2 separate regions of the Homo sapiens genome follow, and region 1 is linked to region 2. A link is a loop called in an ENCODE intact Hi-C map of the cell type or tissue named here. Cell type or tissue: Caco-2. All regions are shown on one strand. Each heading gives the region's core, and the rest is flanking DNA. Links, peaks and the distances in the headings are about the cores only.

Region 1 (2,923 bases), core at 264-2,763, 640 kb after region 2:
GATTCCAAAGTAAATTTCCTCTATAATAATTTTTTTATTTTTAGTTGAGTCAATTAGCAGACCTCTGTTTCAATTTTTATTTTTCCCCTGGTATCGAGGAGTGTGTATATGTGCACGTGCATGTGCATATGTGTGTGTGTGTGATTATTAGATATAGCTCATGAAGTCCTCTCTACCCTGCCCATATTTATAAGTTTTGTTTTTTTTCTTGTCCAGAGGTCCCCAGATAAATATTGTCTGCATTAGAAGCCTCCCTAATGTGATTGTTGCTTTCTTGGGATTTAGGGACCCTAGGCTTAAACTGATTTTGAATTAACCCCTGACATATTGATAACCCATAAAACCCAATTGAATCCAGAGTCTTTGTTAGTCCATTTTACTTATATATTAAGATTGTGGTCTTCCATTTTTTGGACAGGGCTGAAAGTAAACTATTCTCTGCCATGGGGTATCATGCATATTTTCTCTTCTAACCCCAATGATACAAATATTTTGTTTGACAGAAGCATGGGCAGTAGTAGCAAAAACACGTGAGGCCTCCTACGATTCCACTAAGTCATTTGGTTTTAGGAATGTAGACCTCTTCTTCCACGTTAATGGCTACTTGATGAGCTCATATTTTTTATAATGTATCAGTCTGTCTCCCAAGAGTTCTATAGAATGGGGATCAGTGCCTGATTGAAACAGATAACAAATGGTAACAGGGCGAGAGTCTTTCTCTGAATAATATTCATTATGACTTATGCTTGAATCAAATATAAGATTCTCTTAGTTACTTTTAAATACACATTATATTATTGTTGACTATTGAGACAAAAAGATAGTTGCAAGCTAAGACACATGACCCAGATACTTTTTAAGAAGGGTCCCAATTTCATATTTCTGTCCCTACATGCCAATTATTGAAACTTGCAACTTCGGACAATAAATCTAAAATAAAAGCTTAATAGGACTTGGTCACAGCACCACAGCACAGCACAGCTCAAAGCCCAAGCTTATTGGCAGGAAGCAGTACAGCTCAAGGTGCATATTAGCAAGCAGGCATCAGCTCCAAGGGCATGCTCACCGGCAGGGAACAGAGCCAGTAGTAGCAAGTCAAAAGGAAGAGAGGACTCCCATTTTCTTCCAGAAAAATAGAAAAGCATTTGTTTTCTTCAGCACTGGCAGATGGCAGTACATATTGTGGCTGAGAGCTAAAAATGTTGAGACAAATGGCTCTGGTTTCAAATCTTAGCCTACCATTTACAAACCACATGACCTTCATTTGCCATCCTTGAGACTCCATCTGGTGGTGATCATCTTGACTACCCTGTTTACAGCACCACTTATTTTGTGTTGGCCCCATGGATCAGTAATTGGTTCAGATGTCAAGGTAGATGATGCTACACCTGCACTAAGATGATACAAAAAGTTTGTTTCTCACAAAATAGGGCTTTCTGGGGTAATGGGTAATGCAGGTACCAAAGTTGGTCCAGAGCCTCTTGTGCTGAGTGAGAGGCGATGGCTTTGGTTTGTATTGTGGTTAATGGATGGACTAGCAGAACTGTTCTCCCATGGGGGGCCAGGGTTTTCTTTGTTTGATGTTACCATGGGTGCCATGGAAGGGAGCATCAGACTTTTTTTATGTGTGGAAATGGAATAAAAGAGAGGTGGGTCCTGAAAGCTGTCAGAGATCAAACATAAAAAATGGAGTCAAAGTGTTCAGTTAAGTTGAGCATTTAACAAAATCTGTTTTGTTTTGTTTTTTATTTTCTCAGGTTGTCTTCCAGTGATTATCTTCTTTCCTTTGCCCTTCTCCAAACTCAAATGACATCTGTTGAAAAACAATAATGTGCTTCTCTCTCAATTTCTCATATTGTTTACAAGAATCAAATCAGTCTTCTGACTCTTACTTACAATTACTTTTTCAGAATTTTTCTTTACTCCTCAATTATAAGCTCCCAGAAGACAGGAAAAGCATTTGTTTTATTCAGCACTGGCAGATGGCAGATGTCTAAAAAAGATCCATTAAATGAGTTATGGATTTATCACCTTTTTTGTAACCATTATGTGAAAAAATTGCTAAGCTAATTTGACACAAAAATGGAATATCGCTCTTTTAAAACTCAGAAAAGCACAACTCAAAAACAAAACAAAAACTCACAAGTTTGCTCTTTATAGCCTAGGTCATCTTTGACAAAGCATGTAACACTTTTTATCTCATTTTCTCAATCTGCAAAATGGAAAAATGGGAAAGTTTCTTTCTTGAAAATATGTGAACTTCTTTTCTGAGATTTTGTGTCTGAAGATAATCTAAATTATAAATTGCTGCTTAAATATTATAAGACTTTGTCAGTTCTTCACCCTTATAAGTCATCTTCTATTGATAAATAATGATGACAGCCTGAAGGCATCAGGCTCAAAGGTTGGATGGGCAATACATTTCAGGAGGGGGATGGAATGTCAACTCCCTCTAAAATTGAGCTCTGTTCACCTAAATGAGAGGTCCTCTATCCCTTCTTAAATGACGCTTCAGAACCTGGGCTTATGCACATCAACAAACATCATAGAATAATTAGGGAGGGTAGAAATCATCACAGTGTCAGCCTTCCTATTACCGAATTGTAAGCCTTCGATACAGAACTGCCTAAAGCAATTGCAGAATGCAATAGATCCAACTGTATTTCCTTTGGAGCCCACAAAACCATCCAGCTGTAGCCTGCAGGTTCCAAGTGAGGCCCTTCCCCCAATTAGGATTTAATCACCTTGGAGAGCAGCTGAGAATTTCAATCATTATTTTTTTTCCCGAGGTCCCATCAATCTTGTCCTTCGAAGTAATGTGATTTTTTTTTCCTCTGCATGAATACTAAATCTTCTTAGTGGAGAAAAATGATGCTAGGAAATAAAGTGGAAGAAACTAATTTTTATAGGATATTTAAACGGA
Region 2 (2,923 bases), core at 257-2,756:
TGACTGTTGGTGAGGTGTTGGGTACATGTTCCAAGTTCACTGAACCTCCGTTTACTCATCTGTAAAATAAGCACTTTTACTCACACAGTCTCAGAGCACTGAACACTGTGCCTGAAAGGGAGGACACTCAGTGTGTGGTAGAGAAGATGATGATGGTGATGTTGAGGGTGACCACAATGATGATGACAATGTGATGATGACATAATGAGCCATCACATTAGTAAGGGTTTTCTAGAGAAACAGCCAATAGAATGTCCTAAGATATGCAGTTGGCAAGCTGGAGACCCAAGAAGAGCCAATATTTCAGTTTGAGTCTGAAGGCAGGAAAAGACTGATGTCCCATCTCAAAGCAGTCAGGCAGAGGGAGTTCCCTCTTGTTCTCACTCAAGGAAGGGTGAGTCGTTGTGTTCTACTCAGTCTTTTGACCTATTGGATGAGGTCTGCCACATTTAGGAATGCAATCTGCTTCACTCAGTCTCTCAATTCAAATACTAATTTCATCGAGAAACACCCTTATAGACACACTTAGAATTATGTTTGACCAAGTATCTGAGAATTTTGTGGCCCAGTAAGTCAACACATAAAATTAACTACCACAATTATGATCATCAAGGGATCTTGCCCTTTACTTCCAAATTCGGTGATTCTAATAAGGGTGCTTTTTTTTGTAAAGCAGTCTTCAAAAACTTGCTTTTTGTAAAGGTTCTGACTTATAGGAAGCTCAGAGTTTTGCATTCTTTTGCTTGGGGAAGCAATTTGAAAAAGGAATCTTACACTTTCAGAACATGCTTTTCAAAATCCTGTTTTCTGACCTCTTGCTTAATGACACCCAATCTCACGGTGCTACATTGTATATATCAGAGAAGCAGCCTAGCCTAGTGCCTAAGAGCTTAAGAACATTGTTAAATTCTTGCTTTGCCACGTACCAACTTGTGTAACTTTGGGCAAGTTACTGAACCTCTCTGTTTCAGTTTCCTCACCTGTAAAACGGGATGGAAATAGTGCCTATCTTATAGGATTGTTGTGAGGATGACATATGTTAATGCATGTAAAGTACATAGACTAGCACCTACCTGGCACAGGGTACACACCCATTAACTATCAGATATTATATATACAACTGAAAAATTAAAGATTTACAGTGGTACCACATTTCAATCCTGTTCATTTATAATCTGTTGTGAAACTTACCAGATAATATCTTTAATTGATGGTATTTTGTAGTTGTCACTCAGCTTCGGGATTTGTTCTCGAGTCTTCCTTGAAAAGCATTTGTGTGTGTGTGTGTGTGTGTGTGTGTGTGTGTGTAAAAGCCTCTGCTAATGAACGTTGATGCAGTGCATCTGCCCACCAGATGGCGCAGTGCTCCCGCTGTTCCGAGGCTCAGCTACCCTGAGGGAGGCAGGGAATTTTGATCAGCTTCTGAAGAATCACCTCATCTCTCCCCGCAGAGAGCACAGAGCACAGGACTTCACGTTATGTCAAGTACATGTCGCTAGTTCTTGTTTGTGACTTTGTAAGAACTCGTAGGCTATAGCATTATATTTTGCAAGAAATTTGTATTATAGAAAAATGATTCATAAATTAAATAAATTAAAATGGTCATATATATGTATGTATGTATATACACACACAGATATCAACATGTGCACAGGTCTAACATAGTTTTTCTGTCTGCAGCATCTCTTGCAAAAGCCCAGCTCCTAGAGAGCAGGAGCCTTCCCAGACTGTGTCAAATTACCTCGGGGATGGAGAGACTTACATGGCATTAATAGAAATCAAATGGCAGAGCTCGGGTTTCTGGTAAGAGCGGGTCCTGGCTCCTTCCTTACATGAAGACCTGTCCAACACTGCTTGCTATCTCCTCCTGTGCCATCTGAAATCTGTGCCTCAAACCGACCAGCAGCCTTCTAAATCTCTTTATTCTAAATTTGGCGCAAACTTCTTTCATCTGTGACTTTTGGAGTCTTCTGCTGCATCACCCCATGATCCAACTTGGAGTTGGGCTCTGTTTCATTGACTTACCAGCTCTCATCATAAAGAACCTTTTTTAGCCCCCAAAGAGTCTGAACAACAGACCTCCTCCACATGGAAATGGTGAATTGATCACACTGAAAACTATTTTGAAGTCAAGCAAGGCCAGCTTATGTCACTCTCCTGCAGCAGAGAATGACTTTCACTTGCTCACTTTCACACTTGCAACCTTCCATTTTCCACAAACTGTCACTGTGGTCTGTTAGAAATATAAATTATGTCATTTCACTCTTCTCCCTAAAACTCTTCATAGATTGCACATTCTTTATTCCTAACATCTTTTATACACTCATTTCAGAGTACTAATGGCATTTGTAACACTATTACTTGCTTATTTATTTTATAACTTCTCACCTAGAGTGTAGGCTCTAAGAGTGGGAACTTTGTTGCTCTTGTTCTCCAAAGTATCCCTTTGAGCTAATGCAAAGTTAAATATAGGAGACACTCAATAAATAATTATGGAACCACACTGTTCTTTCAGCTGCCTGCCACTTTTCATGACTTAGAGCCCCTAAAGTCCATATCCAAAGAAAATTACAAAGTGACGATAATGAAAAACAAAGAACAATGATCATTTATTGAGCACATACTATACACCAGGCATTTCATGCACAATAACTCTATTTCTTGGATTTCCAAGTGTGCTATTATCAGTTCAGTTTTATAAATAAGAAAGTTAAGGTGAAGTAATTGATCAGAAGGTACATGGAGCTGGGATAAAACCCACATCTCTTTGGTCTCAGAGTCGATACTTTTTCTTTTATTCTAGGCTCTGTCTTTATCACACTCTCCTTACATTTTCCCCTGACTCTGAAGACGTTATTAATGTTTATAGCATGGAATATAGTGACATTAGATAAATGTAGAATATATCTGCATATTTTCTATC

Evidence for each region. Peaks named below come from ENCODE experiments on the same cell type or tissue, not always from the same donor. Only the 100,000 strongest peaks of a DNase experiment are listed, where the experiment ranks them.
Region 1: a loop joins it to region 2, with 31 times the contacts of the local background. A loop is called at or near these places in 4 of 110 quality-filtered maps.

What each region holds. Positions count from the first base shown.
Region 1 is chr4:58,060,888-58,063,810 of GRCh38, forward strand. No RefSeq gene overlaps it. Among named protein-coding and RNA genes, the nearest start is that of LINC02494, 470 kb to the right of the region's middle. In Caco-2, for the core only: no CTCF peak of the experiment used is centred there; no DNase peak of the experiment used is centred there.
Region 2 is chr4:57,425,625-57,428,547 of GRCh38, forward strand. LINC02380 (long intergenic non-protein coding RNA 2380) reads left to right here and starts at 248. Exons shown (of 6, transcript NR_125907.1): 1 at 248-394; 2 at 1,355-1,485; 3 at 1,681-1,803. RefSeq lists an enhancer at 1,179-1,473. In Caco-2, for the core only: a CTCF peak has its summit at 1,345 (motif pointing right); a DNase peak (open chromatin) is centred at 1,357; H3K27me3 peaks cover 150 bases.